Regions from separate parts of the Homo sapiens genome. Here region 2 is linked to region 1. Evidence: chromatin loops called from intact Hi-C (ENCODE). Cell type or tissue: mammary epithelial cell. All regions are shown on one strand. Links, peaks and the distances in the headings refer to the core of each region. The heading gives the core; the rest is flanking DNA.

Region 1 (12,586 bases), core at 3,082-11,081:
CTGCTTCTGGGAGCACTGGGCTGGGAGGCAGATCCAATAGGGCATGAGGAGGCAGAGAGAGCAGCCAGATGGGGTGAGGCAAGGGAGATTCACTTGTTAAAAGGAATCCACTTTGATAGGCAAAGCTTGCTTAAACAAGACATGAAAAGCATTAGACATAAAAGGAAAAAATTACAAATTGGGCTTCCTTACAATTAAAAACTTATGTTCAGCAAAATACACCATCAAGAGAAAGAAAAATCAATCCACACATGCAGAAAAGATATTTCAGTACATATATCTGAGAAAGGACTAGTAGCCAGCATAAATAAAGGACTCCTACAAATCAATAAGAAAAAAAAACAATTTTTAAGTGGGCAAAAGATATGAACAGGCACTTCACAAAAGAGAGTATCAAAATGCTCAATATATACTTGAAAAAGACACCAACCATGAGCAAGCAGCAGAGATACACAACTTGAAATTACCTCAAGCTGTCATTCACACTCGCCAGACTGGCAACATTTAAAAGAACAAAAACATCAAATGTTGGAAGGATGAGGATCAACTTTCTTATACAGTGAGTGGGAGTGTAAATGGTTCAGCCACTTTGAAAAACTGTTTGGCAGTTTCTTCCTGCTATGGTTTGAAGGTATGTGTCCCCTCCAAAATTCATAGTTGTCAATATGAGAGGACTAAGAAATGAGACCTTTAGGAGGTGAGGAAGCCATGAGGGTGGAGCCCTTCTGGATGGGAATCATGCTTTTATAGAGGAGGTTCAAGGGAACTGTTTGTCCCTTTTTGTCCCTTCCACCATGTGAGGATGTAATAAGAAAGCCCAGGCCCTCACCTGACACTGAATTTGCAGGCATCTTGATCTTGGACTTCCCAGCCTCCAGAACTATGGGAAATACATTTCTCTTATATGAATTACCCCATCTCAGATATTTTGTTGTAGCAAGAGGAAGGGACTAAGACGCTGAAAAAAACTAAATAAACACCTATTCTATAACCTAACCATTCCACTCCTAGGTATTTACACAAGATAAATGAAAGCAGGCCAGACACTGCGGCTCACACCTGTAATCCCAGCACTTTGGGAGGCCAAGGCACAAGGATCACTTGAGGCCAGGTGTTTGAAATCAGCCTAGTCAACAGAGTAAGATCCCATCTCCACAAAAGAAACGTAAAAAGAAATTAGCTGGGTGTGGTGGTATGCGCCTGTAGTTCCAGCTACTCAGGAGGCTGAGGTGGGAGGATCGTTTGAGCCCAGGAGGTCGAGGCTGCAGTGAGCCAAGATTGTGCCACTTGTCACTGCACTCCAGCCTAGGCAACAGAGTGAGACCCTGCCTCAAAAAAAGAAGAAGAAAAAGAAGAAATGAAAGCATATGTGTACACAATGAATGCAAATTCTCACTGACTAATTTTAGTCCCAAACAGAAAACAACCCAAATGTCCATCAACAGGTGAATGAATAAACAAATTCTGGTCTATCCCCACAGTGGAGTTCCAGTCAGTGATAAAAAAAAAAAAAAAAAAAAAAAAAAAAGGATCAATTCCAGGCCCGGCGCTGTGGCTCACGCCTGTAATCCCAGCACTTTGGGAGGCCAAGGCAGGTGGATCACAATGTCAGGAGATTGAGACCAGCCTGGCTAACACGGTGAAACCCCATCTCTACTAAAAATACAAAAAATTAGCCAGGTGTGGTGGCAGGCACCTGTAGTCCCAGCTACTCAGGAGGCTGAGGCAGGAGAATAGCATGAACGCGGGAGGCGGAGTTTGCAGCGAGCTGAGATCATGCCACTGCACTCCAGCCTGGGTGACAGAGCAAGACTCCGTTTCAAAAAAAAAAAAAAAAGGATCAATTCCTGACATACAAACCACAACCCGGATGAATCTCACAAGGCTTATGCTAAGTCCAAGAAGCAAGAGAACGCACTTTATGAATCTATTTATTTGAGGTGTAAGAACAGGAAAAACCAATTTCTAGTGATAGGGATTAGAAAAGTGGTTACCTTTGTGGAATGGGAGGTCAGTGACTGGGAAGGGACACAAAAGGAAACTTTTTGGGGTTTTGTTTTTGTTTTTTGGTTTTTGGTTTTTTTTTTGAGATGGAGTCTGGCTCTGTCGCCCAGGCTGGAGTGCAATGGTGCAGTCTCAGCTCACTGCAAGCTCCGCCTCCCCGGTTCAAGTGATTCTCCTGCTTCAGCCTCCCAAGTAGCTGGGATTACAGACGCCCAGCTAATTTTTTGTATTTTTAGTAGAGGTGGGGTTTCACTGTGTTGGCCAGGCTGGTCTTGAACTCCTGACCTCAGTTGATCCACCTGCCTCATCCTCCCAAAGTGCTGAGATTACAGGCATGAGCCACCATGCCCAGCCAAAAGGGACCTTTTTGGAATGCTGGGCATGTTTGATAAATGTATGTATATCATCGAACTAAACACTTAAAACCCATGCATTTTCTTTGCTTTTCTGTATGTACACTATACCTCAGTTGTTGTTTTTTTTTTTAAGTTAAAGTAAAAAAGAAAAGGCACAACATTAGGAAATGCACTCAGGCCATCCCCCACCCCCTCAGGAATAAAGGACGCAGGGACCCAGCCCAGCTCTGCCGCGTGTGACTTCCACCTCATTCTTTAGCCTCCCTCAGCCTCTGCATCTCCACAGTCTCCCCATCTGTAAAACGGGGATGAAAATTTCTGCCCACCCTACCCAATGTGGAGAGGACCAATGGGAAAATGGAGGCGAATGTCCCTTCATGATTAAATGTTCCCTCTCATTGTCACAACCCTCATGGCACTCTCCCAGGGCCCAGCAGAAAGGGTGAGGAGCCAGGAGCATGGGCTTGGTCACTGGCCCTGCCGCAGAATCTCAGGAAGCCATTCCAGGCGGCCTGCCACCTGCGGGTCACCGCATCTGCAAGACCCCAGGGTCCCTCTATCCTGACCTCCCAGGTGGACCACCCAGACCTGCCAACTCAGAGCGATGCCTGCAGTGCCAGATGACTGTACTGCCACTGCTATCGCCACAGCTCCTCTCGGAACATACCTGCAAGGCACAGAGCCCCATGCCTGGCAGCCTTCTCCTTCTCTCCTTAGACCCCTCCATGACTGTCCAGCAGTCTTGGAGAACCTGCCTCCCCAGGAAAGCAGAACCTCCCTCCCCAAGGCTGGAACTGCCACAGGATACTAAAGGAGAAATAAAACCCCGAACTTGCAATCAGCTGAAGGGGTGGGTTTCCAGTGCTCGCCTGTGGGACTCCTTCCCCCTCACCTATCTGGCTGTTTGAGCTGAAACAGTCACAGCACTTGGAAAAATAGACAGGTTGTACCTTGCGGTGCACAGGAGTCTACTGCGTGCTGTGGCAGAGACTGTGGGGGGCCCCTACCATATCCTGTCTCCCACCTGCCTTAGCAACAAACACTTGGATGGCAATGTGCCTGGCCAAAAGGTTCCGTTTCTCAGCCTCCCTTGCAGCTAGGAGTGGCCACTGAGGGCCAAGTGTAAGCTGTCAGGTGGGACAGAAGGGAACATTGGGGCCAGTGTGTGCCCAGTCCCTGCTGAAAGTTAGACGTGATGATGGAGGCCCAGCAGCCATCTTGGATCATGAGGTGACCTTGAGGATGGAAGCTGGCTGCTAAGGCGGGTGGGACTGAAAGAGAGGAGCCTGGGTCCCTGAAGACACCATTGGGGCCCCCACCAACCCAGGACGCCTACCCCCGACGTGTTAGGTGAGAGAGTGAGAAGTCTGGATATGGTTTAAACCACTATTATCAATATTTCCAGCCTCTGTTCTCAGCAAAGGGAAATAAGCCCTGACTGATACCCAAACCCCGTGAGGTAGATACCACTGTACAACCCCTGCCCCTTGCACCCCCGTTTTACAGATGCACCCCCAGCCTCCCTTCCTCCCTCTGTGATGTCCGTGATGCCCAAAAGACCAGCATTCCATTCCCAGCCCCCTGACGCTGTGAGTCAGCCTCTGCCAGACCTGGAGTGGGCCCCACGGCTGCAATGTCAACAGTGCTCCATGCAGATGGCTGCGGCTCGAGCTGGTGACACGAGCGCTGTTGAGAAAGCAAAGTGCTGTCATGGACAGCGTGCCCTGCTGTAGAGATCAAGGGGAAGCCGGAGAATATTTACAAACCACAGAGAACAGACACACGAAGTGAATACCAGTTGGGTATAGTAAAAGCCTCTTTTAAACCTGTCCTACTCTTTCTTTGCCATGTGAAATCAAGTCGCTGGCAAGAAGCTCTCCGGTAAGACTAAGGTTTGCGGCTCTGCTGCAGGAAACACCATGAATTCCACACTGTGACCACGTGCGGGGCTGCCCTGCAATGCAGGGCACAGTGGCTGGGTACTTGGCAAGGACCCTAGACTGCCTGGGCTCACATCCCTGCTCCGTGAACTGGTTAATCTCAGGGCAAATTACTTCACTTCTTTGTGCCTTAGTTTCTTCATCTGTGAAATGGGCAACAGAGGGCGGCTGATCTGGGAAGAGCTTACAGCGGTGCCTGCTACACAGGAGGGGCTATTAAGGATCAGCACCATTCTCAGGTTCACGGTGAGAACCTAATTTCCTTATTGTCTGTTTGTTATAGGAAACTGAATTTACTCACCAGCATTGGAACATTCCATCTGCTGAGTCACACTCACTTCTCTTATCATCATTAACCCTGCGTAGGGGCTCCTGGCGCCAGAAGGAGCAACCCAAAGCTCTTCGTCTTGGTGAGGTTGATGCAAGTAAAAATAAGTGGTGATTATAAGTGATTCACTTGTCAAACGCAAGGTCAAGGGTCCCAATTTGTACATGTCTCTAAGGCAGCATCAAGAAGCTCCCCACATCCCAAACTGTCTCCCCTCTGACACTAGTGGAAATTTCACTATCAGAGCCAGAGAACTCCGAGGAGGAGAAGCAATTTCAGAGCACAGCGTCTTAGAGTAAATGAACATATCGAGGTCAGCTGGGGGGCTGCGAATCATGGCAAGGAAAGGGAGGGAAGGCCAGGGGCAAGTATTTGGACCCTCTCAGGGTGGTTGAGGATTCTGCAGCCACTAAAGGCGCACACACACATACGCGTGCGCGCGCGCGCACACACACACACACACACACACGCTGGTAATCGCTTTACCCCAGCAGTAGGGGCTTAAGCCTCTATCTAGGCTAGCCCCACCCCCGCCCCCTGCTGCATTAGCCACCTCTGTCCCAAGGCAGGATCCCCAGAGGTTCAACAAGGAAACCCTGCAGGGCTGGAAGCCGAATGCAATAGAGAGTTAGCAGCCACCAGTGGTCACACCCAACTCACACACATACACACTCACTCATGCACTCATACACACAGACAACACACTAGACTCAGACACCCACCGAGCTGTCTTCCCAAAGTCATGACAAATCCAGAGAGAGGTCCACAGAATTGTCCTATCCCAGAGAAAGCCACAGAAACACAAGTAGCTGGCACTGAGATACTCACACTCTGCCCCTGGGATCTCTCTGCCTGGGTGCCCCCGTTCCTGCCCCTGAACGGACAGACATTCTGCCCGGGGGGAGCCAACCCCAGTCAGGGTTTCCTCTCCCCACCTCTCCTTTCCCAGGTACGCAGGCCCCCAGTACGTTTTCGCCTTCTGTACCTCCTCCATTCGTGCCCCTCCTCGCCCGGGGACTGTGAGTACCCAAGAACAAGGACAGTCTGCCATTTTCCTGTGACCTCCCCAGCCCCCATGGCAGGAGCCGCAAACCCCCGCGACCCTTCTCGTAGGGTTCACGCCTCATCCCAGCTCCTCGGAGAAGCTGGCGGCTCTTCTCATTTTCCAGTGAGTGCGTGAAAATACAGATTAAACCAATTAGGGAAAAGTCATCAGAGGGCAAGGCGAGAGCCACCACTGCACCTAATCGTCAGCTCCAGCAATGCACAATGAGACAGACTCACAGATTACAAATGCACACAAATTCCGAAGTAGGAAGGGGGTGGCAGGATGGGGGCAGGCGAGCTCCATTTTAGATTCCCTTGTTTTTGTTTAGATGGCTTTCCTCTGTTGGCAACACACTTCCACCTTCATGCTCCCAGGAAAAGCAGGTAGGGTGGGAATGATTGCAGGAGGGGAACATGAGGCCCAAGGGACTGGTAAAGGACAGTTGCAGAAGGCCCGGGCCACCCAGACTGGTCTTCTCCTGGCTGGGCTGGAGGTGGGGATATGAGGGCCAGTCCCCAGGAGAGCCCCATTGGCCTGAAGGTCTGCTCTCTGTCCCACTCCTCTCCCTACAAAGAACCAGCATGTGCCTGAGAGGCAACCTTGCCCCTCACCAAATGGCAGGATTATTTAACTGATGGCTGCTGTCCCCCAGATGGTCATGTTTGTTAAATCTGGTAAGGAGACGTGCTGTGTGCTTTTCTTCCCCCTGGCTGGGGAGGATTTTCTTAGAATCTGAGTGCAAGGGGCCCACTTTCGTGCCCTTTTATCCCATAGGGCCCCTCCCAAGCCTAGCCTGGTCCCCTCAGTGGCACCCCAGTCATCTTAACCTTCCAGCCAGGCCTGCCTTGCCCTGGGCCAGGTGAGAAGCCAGTGGTGATGCATGAGTGCCCCCTGCTGGTGATGTTCTGCACTGTCCACTGGGACTCCTACCCCGGATCCAGCCAGGTAGCAGCATTCCCCACACACACCTCCAGGACTGCCTGGCTGGGTGAAGGAAAGGGTGGGCACCTGTGGGAGGAGCACAGAGCCCTAAGAATGTGCTTCATAAAGGCCCAAAGAAGCTGGGAACAGCTCCATTCCTGTTCCAGCAGCAGGGGGTGTGACTGTGGGTGGCAGGTAGACACTGAGCATTTTCCAGCAGGGGGCAAGGGAGGGTGCCTGTCATTGCGTATGGACTGTCAGAGAGACTTAGCATATGTGGGAGGGAGGAAGAAAGGAATGAGTGAATGAAGGAATGAATGAACTCATTATTTCCTAAAAGGTCATGTGAATAACACTAGTAAACTATCAGGGTAATTTTTAGATAATAGCGATGAACTTCTTTAAGAGTTATGTATCTAGTTTGATTGTATCTGATCCATCAGATTCATTAATATTTAAAACGAATGTCTTTAGATACAAAAGGGTCCATGTAAAGAAAGACATTAGGTAAATAACATGTATGTACTCTCAGCTCCTAGCGTGGGTATTCAATAAATGCTAGTAATGAATGAAGAATAAACAAATGCATGTACAGCTGACAAGGCAGATCATGGATGATCATTATAGGGCAGTAGGTCCCACACTTAGCTGTACCTTGCCATCACCTGGGGAGCTTTAAAGATTATCTCTGGGTGACTCTGTGTCTCTGAATCTCAGGGGGCTGGGGAGGAAGATGGTGCACCCTGGACAACCCTCAGAGGAGGAGAAAATCACCGGCTCCCAATTTGGGCAGCGAATCAGAAGCAGCATGGATTCACTGCCTTTTGAAATAGTGAAACTACCGTCATTGGAGAAAGGCGAACTGTGGTTAGGCGACCTGGGATTCCTCCGCTGGGAGAGAGGTTGAACTAGGTGAACTTGAAGGTTTCATGCAAGGAAAGAGAAGTTAGCTGATATTTATGTAGACCAGCTTCTAGATTGACACTAAGTACAAAGCTAATGTGTATTTACTATGGCTTTAATCTATACTGATTAAGAATGTCTCATTTATTCACCTGCACCTCATGTTTTACTTGGCATGTATCTTTATTATAGTTAATATAAATATCACATTAGCTGCTTACAGAACATATAGAATTTGCTGTCCTGAGTTTATTTACAAGTTAGTACCTCATTTATGAGACTTTTTACCCCTTGAGAACATCCGCCTTCTTCTTGAAAACTGTGACTGGTTCATTATAAACATATATTCGTATAATGGAGTTAATGGGGTTATCATCTGTTTATCTCTTTTAATTAGGCCCTGATTTGCCCAAACAATTTCAGTTACTTTCTTGATTACAGTTGGAGGAGCATGTGGTTTGGTGTGGGCTTGGTAAAGAGCTGCTGTCTGCTTCTCTAAATCCACGTATAGTATCATATGTTCAGGCTGAGTTAATATTTGATATGTGAGTTGTTCCCTTATCTTGTTAGATACTCTTGATAAAAGAATTCCCACTCATGAATTTTCATGGATATACCTCTGGAAAGGAATTGAGAAAAATAAATGTTGTGCTATTTGGAAAGGTTGGGAGACACGTTGCAATCGAGTCTGAGTTTTGATATCAGCTTAATGGTATTCGAATAGTAGCTTTTTTTTTTTAGCTTTGAGCGGATTTTTAAAACATAAAGCATGAATAGATTTGTCATAGTGCAGGGTCAAAATTAGTTCTGTTGATGGCAAGTTATGCAATATTAATTGTTTTATGAACAAAATGCAATTAAGTTGCAAATCCCTTGACAGAGTGCAATGTTAGGCCAATGTTTTCATCAGTATGAGGAAATGTCAGATTAGCTTCCCCAGGGAAGACGAAATCTTTGGCACGATGCCGAAAACATACGTGTTTGTTTTATAGCCGCGCCATGCTCTCTTACATGACTGGTGGGAATAAAAAGGAACACATTCACTCTCAAGGACAATTGGACAGCGTCTACCGAAATGATAAATACACCTTCTTTTTTTTTTTTTTTTTTTTTTTGGAGATGGAGTCTCACTCTGTCACCTAGGCTGGAGTGCAATGGTGCGATCTTGGCTTACTGCAACCTCCGCCTCCCGGGTTGAAGTGATTCTCCTGCCTCAGTCTCCTGAATAGCTGGGATTACAGGTGCACACCACCACGCCTGGCTAATTTTTTTTGTATTTTTAATAGGGACACGGTTTCACCATGTTGGTCAGGCTGGTCTTGAACTCCTGACCTCGTGATCCACCCGCCTCGGCTTCCCAAAGTGCTGAGATTACAGGCGTGAGCCACTGCGCCCGGCCACAGATGCACCTTCTCTTTAATCCACCAATCCTCCAATATACTCACATCTGCACTTAATAACACGTGTATGAGAAAATTCACTGTAGCATTGTTTGAAAAGCACATGATTGGGAAAACCATCCAAATGCCCATCCATAGAGGACTGACTGGTCAATAGAAAACTGTACATCTATTACGTGGAATACCATGAGGCTGTCAAAAAAAAGAATGAGGACTCAACAACAACAACAAAACCACCTGAATAAAAACTGGGCAAAAGAGTTGAATAGACATTTCTCCAAAGAAATTATACAATGGGTGGCCAATAACACCTGCAAAGATGTTCAACATCCCTAATCATTAGGGGAATGCCAATCAAAACCACAATGAGGTGCCACTTCATACCCAAGACGATGGCTATTTTAAAAAAGAAAAACAGGCAAGTGTGGTGGCTCACGCCTGTAATCCCAGCACTTTGGGAGGCTGAGGCAGGCGGATCACCTGAGGCCAGGAGTTCGAGACCAGCCTGGCCAACATAGTGAGACCCTGTCTCTACTAAAATTGCAAAAATTAGCCAGGTGCGGTGGCACTCACCTGTAGTCCCAGCTACTCGGGAGGCTGAGGCAGGAGAATCACTTGAACACAGGAGGTAGAGGTTGCAGTGAGCTGAGATCATGGCACTGCACTCTAGCCTGGGTGAAAGAGTGAGACTCAGTCTCAGGAAAAAAAAAAAAAAGAAAAGAAAATAATTGTTGGCCATGATGTGGAGAAATTAGAACACTTGTGCATTGCTGGTAAGAATATAACATGATGCTCTCCTATGGAAAACAGTACAGCAGGTCCTCAAAAAAATTAAACATAGAATTCCCATATGATCTAGCAATTCTGGCTATATGCCCTGAAAAACTTGAAAGTGGGGACTTAGACAGATATCTGTATACCCACGTTCATACCAGCATTATTCGCAATAGCCAAAAGATGGAAGCAAGCCAAATATCCATTGACATGAATGCAGGAGCAAACTGAGACATATCCATTCTATGGAATAGTATGCTGCCATAAAAAGGAATGAGGTGCTGATATATGCTACAAACATGGATGACCCTTGAAAACATTATGATTAAACATTACAAAAAAGTTGTGGTGATGGTCACACAACATTGTGAATAAAATCAATGCCACTGAATTGTACACTTAAAAGTGGTTAAAGGCCAAGCACAGGAGGATTGCTTTGGCAGGAGGATCGCTTGAGCCCAGGAGTTCAAGACGAGCCTGGGCAAAATGGCAAGACCCTGTCTCTACAAAAAAAAAAAAAAAAAAATGTAGATTTAAATTAGCCAGGGTGTGGTGGCATGCCCCTATAGTTCCAGCTACTCAGGAGGCTGAGGTGAGAGAATGACTTGAACCCAGGAATTCAAGGCAGCAGTGAGCTCTGATTATGCCACTGCACTCCAGCTTGGGCAACAGAGTGAGACCTCGTCTCTTTAAAAAAAAAAAAAATGGTTAAAATGGTTAAAATGGTAAATTTTGTTATATATATTTTAATGCAATTTTTAAAAATTAATAATGTCATTTTTTAAAGCGTGGAAGTCTAGGGCCGGGTGCAGTGGCTCACACCTGTAATCCCAGTACTTTGGGAAGCCAAGGCGGGTGGATCACCTGAGGTCAGGAGTTCAAGACCAGCCTGGCCAAGATGGTGAAACCCTTTCTCTACTAAAAATACAAAAATTAGCCAGGCATGGTGGTGGGCGCCTGTAATCCCAGCTACTCAGGAGGCTGAGACAGGAGAATCGCTTGAACCCGGGTGACAGAGGTTGCAGTGAGCCAAGATCGTGCCACTGCACTCCAGCCTGGGTGACAGAGCAAGACTCTGTCTCATAAAAAAGAAAAGCAAAGAAATCCATAATGTATCCTCCCCAAGGATTCTCCACTGTCCCCTTCCTGTTTATTTCCTTCATCACCCCATCGTCTCTGAAATTCCTGCTTGTTTGCACCTGCTTGATGTCTGTCTCTCTGTGTTTGTCAGGACAGGCTAAGTGCTGCAACAAACACCCCAAAATTTAGGGCCTCAACTCAACACTAGTATGTTTCTGCTGCTTGCAACAGTTCAGTGCCACTATTTGGTGAACAGACTTCCTCCTGCTGTTTCGGGTCCTGGGCCCCTCCCGCCTCCAGGCTCTGCCCTTCTTGCACCCAGAGGCTTCTCTCACCAGCCAGGGAAGGAGACGAAAAGAGATCACCTCATGGGGGAGGGCTTTATGGGCCAGCCCTGCAAGTGGGGCACATCCATCAGGCAGAACTCAGTCACATGGCCACCCTTACTGCAAGGGAAGCTAGAAACGTCGCCCAGCTGGGGGCTCAGGAGAAAAAGAGGAGGAGCCATGTCTGCCTACTCTCCCAGTATCAGATCCCAGGGTGCTAGCTCTCATCCACCTTATTGTCCGTGTCTGGCACTGTAACTGGCATATAATGGGTCTTCAGCAAATGCAGAGTCTATGAGTAAATGAATGGTGCTCAGGCTGGGTCCTGGGAACCAGGCCAGGTGGGCACTTTCCTAGTACATGCTGGGGGGCGGGGCAGGGATAGAGGGAGGGATGCAGTCACTCCCAGTTCTCAGATCAGGAAACCGAGGCTCTGAGAGTGAAGCCACATGCACAAGGCCACGCAGCTTGTCAGTGCCAGTTCTCAAATGCAGGAAGCCTCTGCCACCAAATGTCTGTTCTCTCCACTCCCCTGGCTGCCTCTCTAACACGCACACTGACTGGACTCAGGGTCTGGTTATCTTCAAGGCTGCTCTCCTTTCTAACAACCAATGAACCATGTTTGACAAGCTGCAGGTGGCTTGAGGCGGCGGCTGTATCTCTCTCTCATCCCTACATGCCCTGTGGCTACCAGCACAGCCCTTGAACACAGTAGGTGCTCAAACCATGTTTGGGGGATTAATCTGTTCACACAGGCTCAGGCTTCATGCTTTGCTGCTTGCACAGTATGGGGGTCACTTACAACTTATAAAAGAGATCGAGGGGATATTTATTATACGGCCCCTCCCTGTGCAGTCGAAGCTGTCTCTGCAGCGAGACCATTGTCCTCCCTGAAACTTGCTCCCGAAGCAGGGACCGGGGCTGCGTCATGTGGGGGTCAAGACCACAGGTGTCACCTGGCCCCCATCAGGATTAGACTGTGGATCCCTTTCACATACAGAGACTGACCTTCCTTGCCCCCAGCTAGTCAGTCCCAGGAAAGAGAGTCGATGGAAGCGGCAGTGTGGCTCTGTCCGCGGTGCTGAACTATCCTCTAACTCCCTCACCTCCTTCTGTAACCCAGCAACTTACGACCTCCTGGGTGGGGGGCAGGTAAAAATACAGATTCCCTGGCCCTTTCTTTAAAGATTTGGGTTCTGAGGGTCTAATATGGAGCCCTGGGATCTGTTTTAACCAACTATCCTAACTGCTTGTGATTCTATCCAGCCATTTTGGTACTGGACTGAGTTTGAACACTGACCTCAATAATCAGCTGGTCTTCATGGAGTGCCTGCTATGTACCCAGCACTGTGCCAGATACTGTAAGGCACAGAGCTGCATCAGGCAGGGTAGACGTGGGGAGGGAGGGAGAGAGGCAGCCCCTTCTGCTTTGTGTAGACACAGCACCAGGCACATACCTGGCCTTTATCCTGCAAGATGAGATACATAGGCATGTGAGAACGGTAG
Region 2 (12,586 bases), core at 2,239-10,238, 140 kb after region 1:
TTCGAGACCAGCCTGGCCAACATGGTGAAATCCTGTCTCTACTAAAAATACAAAAATTAGCCAAGCGTGGTGGCACACACCTGTAAGCCCAGCTACTCTGGAAGCTGAGAAAGGAGAATTGCTTGAATCCAGGAGGTTGCAGTGAGCCGAGATTGTGCCACTGTACTCCAGCCTGGGTGACAGAGTGAAACTCTGCCTCAAAAAAGGAGAAAAAAGAGGCCTGGCGTGGTGGCCCACACCTGTAATCCCAGCACTTTGGGAGGTTGAGGTGGGTGGCTTACCTGAGGTCAGGAGCTCGAGACCAGCCTGGCCAACACAGAGAAACCCCGTCTCTACTAAAAATACAAAAATTAGCTGGGCGTGGTGGTGCGCACCTGTAATCCCAGCTACTCGGGAGGCTGAGGCAGGAGAATCACTTGAACCTGGGAGGCAGAGGCTGCAGTGAGCCGAGATCGGGCCATTGCACTCCAGCCTGGGCAATAGAGTGAGACTGCATCTCAAAAAAAAGAAAAGAAAAAGAAAAAAGAAAAAAGATGCATGGTTAAGTGGGTGGATGGGTGAGGAGGTGGAGGGAGGGGTGGGTGCATGGATGGTGGATCAGCAGGAGGAATTGCTCATCATAGAGCCCCAAAGGGTGGGTATCTTCAGGGCCCCAATCTGGTGCAGCACGGCCCCTCCCTCCATCCCTCCTGCCCCCTCCCTGGCTTATCATCCCAGCCTTTTGAACCAGGAAGCCTCCGTCTCAGGGCCACGCCAACTTATGCACGTGTGGTGCTGGGTGGATTTACAGAAAAGATCATCAGGTTCTGTGTCCACCTTCTTATAAGTGGCAAGAAGATTTTCCATCTCTGTGTCTTTAGAAATTGAAGATATAAACCAAGCTGCTTCTGTGACTTGGGTGGTCCTTGAGTGCTCTTCCTCAGAGACAGGTGACCTGAGTCCTGAGTGCAGTTCCTTCTCCCTGGCCCAGGCCACACAGTCTTTCCATGGATAGTGGAGCCTTTTTTTTTTTTTGAGACAGAGTCTCGCTCTGTTGCCCAGGCTGGACTGCAGTGGTGCAATCTCGGCTCACTGTGACCTCCACCTTCCAGGTTCAAGTGATTCTCCTGCTTCAGCCTCCCAAGTAGCTGGGATTATAGGCACCCGCCATCACGCCCGACTAATTTTTGTATTTGTAGTAGAGACGAGGTTTCACCATGTTGGCCAGGCTTTTCCTGAACTCCTGACCGCAGGTGATCTGCCTGCCTTGGCTTCCCAAGGTGCTGGGATTACAGGCGTGAGCCACAGCGCCTGACCTGAGCCTTCTGCATCTTAATCACCCAGTCACAGCTGTCCATGCGGGCGGGTACCTGGGGATGGTGAGGAGAGGCTAAAACAACAGAAGCAATGAAGCAACGCTGCTCACCCCAGCATTCCCACCCCACCCCCAGCTTCTGGCAGGATTATATCTGCCAAGGACAGGACTATATCCGCCTCAATCTTTGTGTTTGCCAAGCAGGGAGAGGAGCATTTATCCATCTCTAATGTGGTAAACAACCAAAGGAGGTCCCCCGCCAAGTGCAGCCCTAGTCGCAGGAGCACACCCACTCCCAAGGCTTCTGATCCACCCTGAGCACCTATGGCCACTGGAAACCCCCACTCTTACTGAAGTCTGTCCCTGGGGGCAATCCCCTTCCTCTCACAGTTGGCCCCAGCTCTGCCCTGGGCCACACAGATTCTGCTGCCATCACTGCTTTTCTGATGATTGCAGTCTCAGGACCATCTGGGCTGCCTCCCCGCAGCACCCCGTACATATACAAGCCTCCTTCCTCAAGGGGAAACACCTATGAGCCCCCAGGGCCTCATCTCCCAGAATCAGAATCCAAAGGATTCCAGAAGCAGCTTGGTTTAAATGGACATTTTCCTGAAGGCCAAAATCAACAGGTACAGGCCTTCAGGGAAATGTCCATTTCAGAAGCTGACCCTTTATTTTTAGGATGGGAGCAGGACCTAGGTGCCGTAATACCCTTGCAGGTCAAGTTCACAACCCCCGAGACCCACCAACCAGAGCGGTCATGAATTCTCCCCTAATTCCCAGAGCCCCTGGGGAGACCATGGGCTGCAGGAGAGCAGATGAGACTGTGGCTGGGTGTCCAGAGCTGCTGCCTGCTCCGGCACCTTCATGGAATGGCATTGGCCTCAAGTCCTCGCTGCCTCTTACTGGCTGTGTGACCTTGGGCAGGCCAGGTAGCCTCAGCTTCCTAGAGAATGTATGTAATGGGCTTGGCATACAGAATATGGCACATAGTAGGTACTCAACTATTATTATTCTGTATTTAATAGCTAATTGGCTGGCATTTGCTCAGCACTCTGCATACATTGGGCCATTGCGAGGTCTCTCGCCTGCATCTTAGTTTGCTAATTAGGTGCTTATCTGGGACCTTCCTGGAGCAGGCATTCTCTGCTCCATTCTCTCCTCTGTACGCGTGACAGCCCCAACCCTTGTTCCCCCAGCAGGAGCAAAAGGGGTTGGGTATGATGACCTCCAGCTCAATGTCTAAGGATCTCTGGGTTTCAGTTTCCCCCTCGGCCAGCTCCTCCTGCCCCTACCAGCCACCTCCCAAGCTGGGGATTTCACTGGCCCACCTTTGTTCCCTGCAGAATCCTAGAGTCCTCCAGCCCTTCCCTCTCTGGCCTTCACACTCCACATCCTCAGCCCAGCACAGGAGCCAATTTTGCAAAGAGGTAAAGAGACCTCACCACTGCTGCACCAGTCTGTCCATTTCCTAGCAGGCAACTGGCACTTGTTTGGTTTTATAAATTAAGGTTTCGATTCTTGGCCAGGCGCGATGCCTCACACCTGTAATCCCAGCACTTTGGGAGGCCAAGGGTGGTGGATTACCTGAGGTTAGGAGTTCAAGATCAGCTCTGCCAACATGGTGAAACCCCATCTCTACTAAAAATACAAAAATTAACCGGGCATGGTGGCTCATGCCTGTAATCCCAGCTACTCAGGAGGCTGAGGCACAAGAATCATTTGAACCCAGGAGGTAGAGGTTGCAGTGAGCCAAGATGGCACCACTGCACTCCATCCAGCCTAGGAGACAAAGCAAGACTCCTTCTCAAAAAAAAAAAAACAAAACAGTTTCAATTCTTGTATAATATGTTGCTAGTGGGAATGTAAAATGTTGCAGCTGCTATGATAAATAGTTTGGCAGTTCCTCAAAAAGCTAAACATGGAATTACCCTATGATCTAGCAATTCTACTCCCAAGTATGCACATACCCAAAGGAATCGAAAGCAGGAACTCAAACTAATATTTGTAAACCAATGTTCATAGCAACATTATTCATCAGACCAAAGGTGGAAATACCCAAGCATCTACCAACAGATGAAAGGAGCTAACGGCCCGGCGCGGTGGCTTATGCCTGTAATCCTAGCACTTTGGGAGGCTGAGGCAGGAGGATCACGAGGTCAGGAGATCAAGACCATCCTGGCTAACACAGTGAAACCCTGTCTCTACTAAAAAATACAAAAAATTAGCCGGGCGTGGTTGCGGGCGCCTGTAGTCCCAGCTACTCGGGAGGCTGAGGCAGAAGAATGGCATGAACCTGGGAGGCAGAGGTTGCAGTGAGCCGAGATCACGCCACTGCACTCCAGCCTGGGCCACAGAGCAAGACTCTGTCTCAAAAAAAAAAAGAAAAGAAAGAAAGAAAGGAGCTGGGCATGGTGGCTCATGCCTGTAATCCCAACATTTTGGGAGGCTGAGGCAGGAGGACTGATTGAGGCAGGAGTTCGAGACCAGCCTGGGCAACATAGTGAGACCTCATCTCTACAAAAAAAAAATTTTTTTTTAATTAGCCAGGTATGGTGGCACACACCTGTAGTTCCAGCTACTTGAGAGGCTGAGGTGGGAGAATCATTTAAGCTTCAGAGGCCAAGGCTGCGAGCTGTGATTGCACCACCGCACCCTAGCCTGGGCAACAGAGAAAGACCTTGTCTCAAAAAAAAAAAAAAAAAAAGATGAATAGATAAACAAAATGTGGTATATACAAACAGTGGAATTTTTTTTTTTTTTTGAGAGGGAGTCTTGCTCTGTCTTCCAGGCTGGAGTGTAGTGGCATGATCTCGGCTCACTGCCACCTCCGCCTCCCGGATTCAAGCAATTCTCTTCCTCAGCCACCCAAGTGGCTGGGATTACAGACACCCGCCACCATGCCCAGCTAATTTTTGTATTTTTAGTAGAGACGGGGTTTCATCATCTTGGCCAGGCAGGTCTTGAACTCCTGACGTTGTGATCCACCCACATCAGCCTCGCAAAGTGCTGGGATTACAGGCATTGAGAGAAGAGAGACAGATCCTCTCATATTGTGTTATATTGTCTTATACTCAGAAAAGGAAAGAGAAGCAAAACTAAAGGCAGGTAGCCTGGCGCCTAGGAACCAGACCCGAAAGCAAGGAACCAGACCTGAAACCAGGCCTGGGCCTGCCTGACCTAAGCCTGGTAGTTAAAGATCGACCCCTGACCTAACTGGTTATGTTATCTATAGATTCCAGACATTGTATGGAAAGGCATTGTAAAAATCCCTGTCCTGTTCTGTTTCGTTCTGATTATCGATGCATGCAGCCCCCAGTCACATACCCTCTGCTTGCTCAATCCATCACGACTCTCTCATGCGGACCCACTTAGAGTTGTGAGCCCTTAAAAGGGAAACGAATCGCTCACTCAGGGAGCTCGGCTCTTCAGACAGGAGTCTTGCCTGATGCTCCTGGCCGAATAAACCACTGCCTTCTTTAACTCGGTGTCTGAGGAGTTTTGTCTGTGGCTCGTCCTGCTACAGCATGAGCCACCGTGCCCAGCAGACAATGGAATATTATTTAGCTATGAAAAAGGATGAAGTGCTGATACATGCTGCATGCTACAGCATGGATGAAACTTGAAAACATTATGTTCAATGAAAGAAGCCAAACACAAAAGGACAAATATTGTATGATTCTACTCATATGAAATATTTGCAATAGACAATTTATAGAGACAGAAAGTAGATTAGAAGCTATCAGGGGCTGAGGGGATGGGAGAATAGTGGAGTTACTGTTTAATGGGTATAGAGCTTCTGTTTGGGGTGATAAAAAAAGTTTTGGGACTAGATAGTGGTGATGGTTGCACAATGTTATAAATGTAATAAATGCCACAGAATCCTACATTTAAAGATGGTTAAAATTGGCCAGGCGCTCCCCGCCCCGGACGGAGTCTTGCTCTATCACCCGAGCTGGAGTGCAGTGGTGCAATCTCAGCTCACTGCAACTTCCGCCTCCCGGTTCAAGCCATTCTCCTGTCTCAAGAAGGGTGGTTGTCAACGGGGTGGTTTAGATGTTTGAAGAGAGAAAGCATTTACCTCCCCCTGCTGGCCACTAAGAGAACAATATAAATTAGGAAGAAAAACAGCTTTTCAATTGCTAAACCTCTACTTAAAAATATGACAATTAAGACAAGCATGTGATTAAAACACTTCACACAGCTCAAAAGGGCTTTACAGGGAAAAGCAAGTCTCCCTCTTTTCTCAATCCCCACAGCCAATATCTCTCTCATGCTTGTTTCCAGGGATATTCTATGTGCTACGCAGATGAAAACATGCCAGACACTGACTGCGTCTTTTTTTTTTTTTTTTTTTTTTTGGAGATGGAGTCTCTGTCACCCAGGCTGGAGTGCAGTGGTGTGATCTCGGCTCACTGCAACCTCTGCCTCCCGGGTTCAAACAATTCTCCTGCCTCAGCCTCCCAAGTAGCTAGGACTACAGGCGCGTGCCACCACCGCCGGCTAATTTTTTGTATTTTTAGTAGAGACAGGGTTTCGCCATGTTAGCCAGGACGGTCTCAATCTCCTGACCTCATGATCCGCCCACCTCGGCCTCTCAAAGTGCTGGGATTGCAGGTGTGAGCCACCGCGCCTGGCCCTTTTTTTTTTTTTCTCAGACAGGATCTCACTCTGTCACCCAGGCTGGAGAGCAGTGGCAGTGACTCAAACATGGCTCCCTGCAGCCTCAACCCCTTAGGCTCAAATGATCCTCCTGCCTCAGCCCCCCAGGTAGTTGGGACTACAGGTACATGCCACCACATCCGGCTAATTTTTATATTTTTTGTAGAGACATGGTATCGCCATGTTGCCCAGGCTAGTCTTGAACCCCTGGGCTTAAGCGATCCTCCTGCCTTGGCCTCCCAAAGTGCTAGGGTTACAGGCATGAGCCACCATGCCTGGCCTATACTGGCTGTTCTGTACTTTGGTTTTATTCCCTTAACAGCATATCTTGGAAATTGTTCCATCTCAGTGAAACACATTTCTCTTTTTTTTTTTTTGAGCAGAGTCTCGCTCTGTCGCCCAGGCTGGAGTGCAGCGGCGCAATCTTGGCTCACTGCAAGCCCTGCCTCCCGGGTTCACACCATTCTCCTGCCTCAGCCTCCCGAGTAGCTGGGACTACAGGCGCCCGCCACCACGCCCAGCTAATTTTTTGTATTTTTAGTAGAGACGGGGTTTCACCATGTTAGACAGGATGGTCTCAATCTCCTGACCTCATGATCCGCCTGCCTCGGCCTCCCAAAGTGCTGGGATTACAGGCATGAGCCACCGTGCCTGGCCAACACTTTTCTCTTTCTAAAGGCTGGGATGTATTCCACCTTCGACATTTTCAGCCAGTCACCTACTGGTGGACATTTAGGTTGTTTCTAGTCTTTGACTTTTACGAGCAAACCTGCATGATCCTCTGTGAACGTGGCCCTTTGTGCAAGCGTGTCATGATTTCTAGGGGACAACTGAGCGCTGACTTTGTGCATATGCTATCACTTTAACCACATGCCAACCCTTGAAGTAGGTATTACAGTCTCCATTTTACAGAGGAGCAAACTTAGAGAGGTTAGGTAATTTGCCCCAAGTTGCCCAGGAAGTAAGAACCCAGGTCTGAGGGCAGGGTTGACGCTAACCCATCAGTGCTTTTGTGCAAATTAGGAAAAGGTATAACCCACCCCAGGATGAGGGGTTTGGCAGATGGAGGTGAGCTGGATGTCTGGTTGAATGCTTAGCCAGGTGCTATGTGCAGTGCGCAACCTGCCCAACCGTTCACGGTGGCGCTGTGGGGTTCCTGAGTTGTCACCTGAAGGTGAATTGTGGGTTCAGGTCTGGAGGTCAGTGAAAAAGTGATGGATATGAACTGGATAAAGGCCAAGTGTTTGTTTGCATTCATTCCATTCATTCAACCACCATCTCCTGAACCTCTGTGAGTAGGGCCCATGGATATACAGAGAAGCAAGTAGAAATGGCCCCTGACCCAATCCAGCCCTTTCCCAGCAGAAAAAGAGACCCACAGCAAAAGGCAGCCCAAAGGGAAAAGGCGTTTCGTGAGGGCAGAGAAAAGGCCCACAGGCTGGGAGGCAGGTGACAAAGCTCTGGGGCTACTGGTTCTGTGACTTTCAGCAAGCCACTAATCCACTCTGGACTCAAATGAGACTTGGACCAGCACCTTCTAACTGTAGGCTGCCAAAGAGAACAGAACAGAAGATATCAGTATGCCTGGCACGTAGGGTAAGTATTGCCGTGTGAAACTTGATTATGTGTGCGTGTGTGTGCACGCGTGTGCGTGTGTGTGTGTGTGAGTCAGAGATGGAGTTTTTTGTTTTTGTTTTTTACTTCTTGAGACGGAATTTCACTCTTGTTGCCCGGGCTGGAGTGCAGGGTCACAATCTCGGCTCACTGCTACCTCTGCCTCCCGGGTTCAGTGGATTCTCCTGCCTCAGCCTCCCGAGTAGCTGGAACTGCAAGCACACGCCACCACGCCCAGCTAATTTTGTATTTTTAGTAGAGATGCGGTTTCCCCATGTTGGTCAGGCTGGTCTCGAACTCCTGACCTCAGGTGATCCGGCCACCTCGGCCTCCCGAAGTGCTGGGATTACAGGTGTGAGCCACGGCGTCCGGCCTAGTCAGAGATGGATTTTCCATGACGCTAATAGACCTTAAATTCCAGGGCTCCTCCCTTGTCTTGGGAGAGACCTTAGCAAGTGTTCATGTGTTGAACAGTTTGCAAAAGTAAGAGGTTTTTTTGTTTGTTTGTTTGTGTTTGAGATGGAGCTTCACTCTTGTTGCCCGGCTGGACTGCAAGGTCATGATCTCTCTCACTGCAACCTCCACCTCCCAGGTTCAAGCGATTCTCCTGCCTCAGCCTCCCAAGTAGCTGGGATTACAGGCACGCGCCACCATGCCTGGCTAATTTTTTGCATTTTTAGTAGAGATGGGGTTTCTCCATGTTGGTCAGGCTGGTCTCGAAGTCGTGACCTCAGTGATCCGCTCACCTCGGCCTCCCAAAGTGCTGGGATTACAGGCGTGAGCCACCATGACTGGCCCAAAAGTAAGAGTTTTAAGTCACAATCAGGGCTGCTGCTATCTCTTTCCACTGACTTGCTCTCTGTCACACTTCCCCTGGGGAAGGGGATACTGAGGTGGCCATAAGCGTTTTTGAGACCCCACTAATGGGTAAGTTGGACATACACTTAATTTAAAGTTTGCCAGGCATGGTGGCTCACACCTGTAATCTCAGCACTTTGGGAGGCTGAGGTGGGTGGATCACTTGAGATCAGGATTTCGAGACCAGCCTGCCTAACATATAGTAAAACCCTGTCTCTACTAAAAATACCAAAAAAAAAAACACAAAAAACAGGCCAGGCGCGGTGGCTCACACCTGTAATCCCGGCACTTTGGGAGACCGAGGTGGGCAGATCACGCGGTCATATCGAGACCATCCTGGCCAACATGATGAAACCCCATCTCTACTAAAATACAAAAAATTAGCTGGGCGTGGTGGCGCACGCCTGTAGTCCCAGCTACCTGGGAGCCTGAGGCAGGGGACTCACTTGAACCCGAGAGGCGGAGCTTGCAGTGAGCCGAGATCGTGCCACTGCACTCCAGCCTAGGCGACAGAGCGAGAGTCCGTCTAAAAATAAATAAATAAATAAATAAGTAAAAATTAGCCGGGCATGATGATGGGCACCTGTAATCCCAGCTACTCAAGAGGCTGAGGCAGGAGAATCACTGGAACCCAGGAGGTAGAGGTTGCAGTGAGCCGAGATCACGCCACTGCACTCCAGCCTGGGCAACAGAATGAGACTCCGCCTCAAAAAAAAAAAAATTGAAATCAGTGGGTTATAGTTATAAGGTTCACAGTCACTTCTGTGACTAGTTACGTGATTGCCAGTGGCCCTAGTGTAGGAATGGCTTCCAGAAATACTCCTGGAACCCCCCTGACACATCTGGCATCCTGACCTAAAGGTGCAGGGACAGGGGTCACTCTATGACCACGGTATACATCCTAGATGCCCGACATGGGAAGAATGTGGTCCTGGGAGGAGAAACAAGGTCTGCATTGTAGGGAAGCAGAAGCTAGTCTGTAGAAAATTCTTCCAATTATCAGATGCATTAAATTATAAATGGATGATTCAGTTCCCATTGATACTTGGTTAGAATAGAACTCCTGCCTATTGCGAACATAGTTAATAACGTTGCATATGTAATTACAAGTGTACCACGCAAGATTTGGTTTTTTGTTAGAAAGCATATGCAGTCGAATTGATCAGAATGCTTTTGCAGAGCACAAACCTGAAGCAGTACTGCAAACAGCAAATGTTTCTACACCTCGTGATTTACACGGCATGACACACGAGCTGTGTCTCAGCATGTAACACATTACCAACAACACAATATGACACTGAGAAAAACTTTCCTAAAATAAAAAAGTAAAAAACATTTTTTGATCAACCATGCCAGAAAGCTGACTTGTCTTTCCCTTTATAGAAAATATAATCTGGAGGCTGGGCGCGGTGGTTCACGCCTGTAATCCTAGCAATTTGGGAGGCTGAGGCAGGCGGATCACCTGAGGTCGGGGGTTTGAGACCAGCCAACGTGGTGAAATCCCGTCTCTACTAAAAATACAAAAATTATCCAGGCGTAGTGGCAGGCACCTGTAATCCCAGCTACTCGGGAGGCTGAGGCAGAATCGCTTGAACCCAGGAGACAGAGGTTGTAGTGAGCCAAGGTCATGCCACTGCACTCCAGCCTGGGCGACAGAGTGAGACTCTATCTCAAAAAAAAGAAAATATAAGCTGGCCATGGTGGTGCATGCCTATAGTCCCAGCTAGTGGGGAGGCTGAGGCAGGAGGATCCCTTGTTCCCAGAAGTTCGAGGCTGCAGTGAACTTCATGATCATGCCGCTGCACTCCAGCCTGGATGACAGAGTAAGACCTCATCTCTAAAAAAATAAAAATAGAGGCCAGGCGTGGTGGCTCACCCCTGTAATCCCAGCACTTTGGGAGGCCAAGGTGGGCGGTAACTTGAGGCCAGGAGTCTGAGACCAACCCAGCCAACATGGTGAAACCCCGCCTCTACTAAAAATACAAAAATTATCCAGGCGTGGTGGTGCATGCCTGCAGTTCCAGCTACTCGGGAAGCTGAGGCAGGAGAATCGCTTGAGCCCAGAAACTGGAGGTTGTAGTGAGCCAAGGTCGCGCCACTGCACTCCAGCCTGGGTGACAGAGTGAGACTCCATCTCAAAAAAAATAAAAATAAGGCCGGGCGCAGTGGCTCACGCCTGTAATCCCAGCACTTTGGAAGGCCGAGGCGGGTGGATCATGAGGTCAGGAGATCGAGACCATCCTGGCTAACACAATGAAACCCTGTCTCTACTAAAAATACAAAATATTAGCCAGGAGTGGTGGCACGTGCCTATAGTCCCAGCTACTCAGGAGGCTGAAGCAGGAGAATCGCTTGAACCTAGGAGGCAGAGGTTGCACTGAGCTGAGATTGCGCCACTGCACTCCAGCCTGGGGGACAGAGCAAGCCTCCATCTCAAAAAATAAATAAATAAATAAAAATTAAAATAGAAAATAAAATAAAATAAAATCATTGCTACATAACAAGCACGTGGCCCAAAATTGTAGGAAAAAAATGTATTACAGTGGCATGTCAGGTGCTTAAGTAAAAATATCTTATTGTTCTGATTTAATAATTATGGTATTTGCCAACATTTTAAAGTTTTTTATCTATTTCTCACTCTAAATAAATACATAAGCAGGGCGTGGTGGCTCACGCCTGTAATCCCAGCACTTTGGGAGGCCGAGGTAGGTGAATCACCTGAGATCAGGAATTCGAGACCAGCCTGACCAATATGGAGAAACCCCGTCTCTACTAAAAATACAAAATTAGCCGGGCCTGGTGGCGCATGCCTGTCATCCCACCTACTCAGGAGGCTGAGGCAGGAGAATCGCTTGAACCTGGGAGGCGGAGGTTTTGGTGAGCCGAGATCATGCCATTGCACTCCAGCCTGGGCAACAAGAGCGAAACTCTGTCTCAAAAAAATAAATAAATAAATACATAATTTTGCATCAGTCATTTTATATCCTTTTTTCTTAGAGTTTCCCCAATTTTTTACAAATTTCAGGCTCCACGAAATCTGAATTCATCCCATCCTGATGTAAAACATATTTCTTAAATTGGAAATCTGCCACAAAATATCAAAAAGCTCTGGACTAGATAGATGATCTCAAAGATTTCTTTTTCTTTTTTCTTTTTTTTTTTTTTTTGAGATGAAGTTTCACTCTGCCACTCATGCTGGAGTGAAGTGGCGCGATCTCGGCTCACTGCAACCTCCATCTCCTGGGTTCAAGCGATTCTCCCACCTTTGCCTCCCTAGTAGCTAGGATTACAGGCACGCAACCAACACGCCTGGCTAATTTTTTTTTCTTTTTTTGTATTTTTAGTACAGACGGGGTTTCACCATGTTGGCCAGGCTGGTCTCAGATTCCTGGCCTTAAGTGATCCGCCTGCCTGGTCCTCCCAAAGTGCTGAGATGACAGGTGTGAGCCACTGCGCCTGGCCCAATCTCAAAGATTTCTTCCCGCTCTAGAATTCTCTAACTCTGTGAGAACTGCATTCTGATCCCCTCCCCCCAGCAGCTGCAACTCTAACAGAAAGACAAGGAAGTTCTTCCTTGGAGCTGATCCAAGTCTTTCCTGCTGTCCTTGAAGTCCTTGTCCTGCAGGGAGGCAGGGAGACAAAGTGCCAGTGTGCAGGGCTGTAGGCAAGCCAAGGCAGGGAGAAGTGAAGACAGGTGCTTTGAAGCTATATGCTCTAGGAGAAGAGAAGGAAAAGGGTAGGACCAAAGCCCTAAACCTAGAGAATGGAACTGACGGCCTCTCCCAGTATACCAATAGCAGCCACCATTTGGAGCCTTTTTTTTTTTTTTTTTTTTGACACAGTACCTAGCTCTGTTGCCCAGGCTGGAGTGCAGTGGCACGATCACAGCTCACTGTAGCCTCAACCTCCTGGGTCCAGCCATCCTCCTACCTCAGCCTCTCAAATAGCTGGGACCACAGGCATGCACCACCATGACGGGCTAATTTTTAAAATTTTTTTATGGAGACAGGGTCTTGCCATGTTGCCCAGGCTGGTGGAGGCTTCTTTATTTAGAACTTATAGAGTGCCAGCCAGGCGCGGTGGCTCACGCCTGTAATCCCAGCACTTTGGGAGGCCCAGGTGGGTGGATCACTAGGTCAGGAGATCGAGACCATCCTA

Evidence for each region. Hi-C counts contacts between places; a loop is a spot of excess contacts. Peaks named below come from ENCODE experiments on the same cell type or tissue, not always from the same donor. Only the 100,000 strongest peaks of a DNase experiment are listed, where the experiment ranks them.
Region 2: it touches region 1 in a loop (4-fold over the local background); 2 of 110 quality-filtered maps call a loop at or near these places.

What each region holds. Positions count from the first base shown.
Region 1 is chr22:37,450,941-37,463,526 of GRCh38, forward strand. No RefSeq gene overlaps it. Among named protein-coding and RNA genes, the nearest start is that of MFNG, 29 kb to the right of the region's middle. In mammary epithelial cell, for the core only: a CTCF peak has its summit at 6,575 (motif pointing left); DNase peaks (open chromatin) are centred at 4,561 and 6,581; H3K27ac peaks cover 1,458 bases.
Region 2 is chr22:37,587,341-37,599,926 of GRCh38, forward strand. No RefSeq gene overlaps it. Among named protein-coding and RNA genes, the nearest start is that of LGALS2, 14 kb to the left of the region's middle. RefSeq lists an enhancer at 3,378-3,457. In mammary epithelial cell, for the core only: a CTCF peak has its summit at 5,382 (motif pointing left); a DNase peak (open chromatin) is centred at 5,331; H3K4me3 peaks cover 270 bases.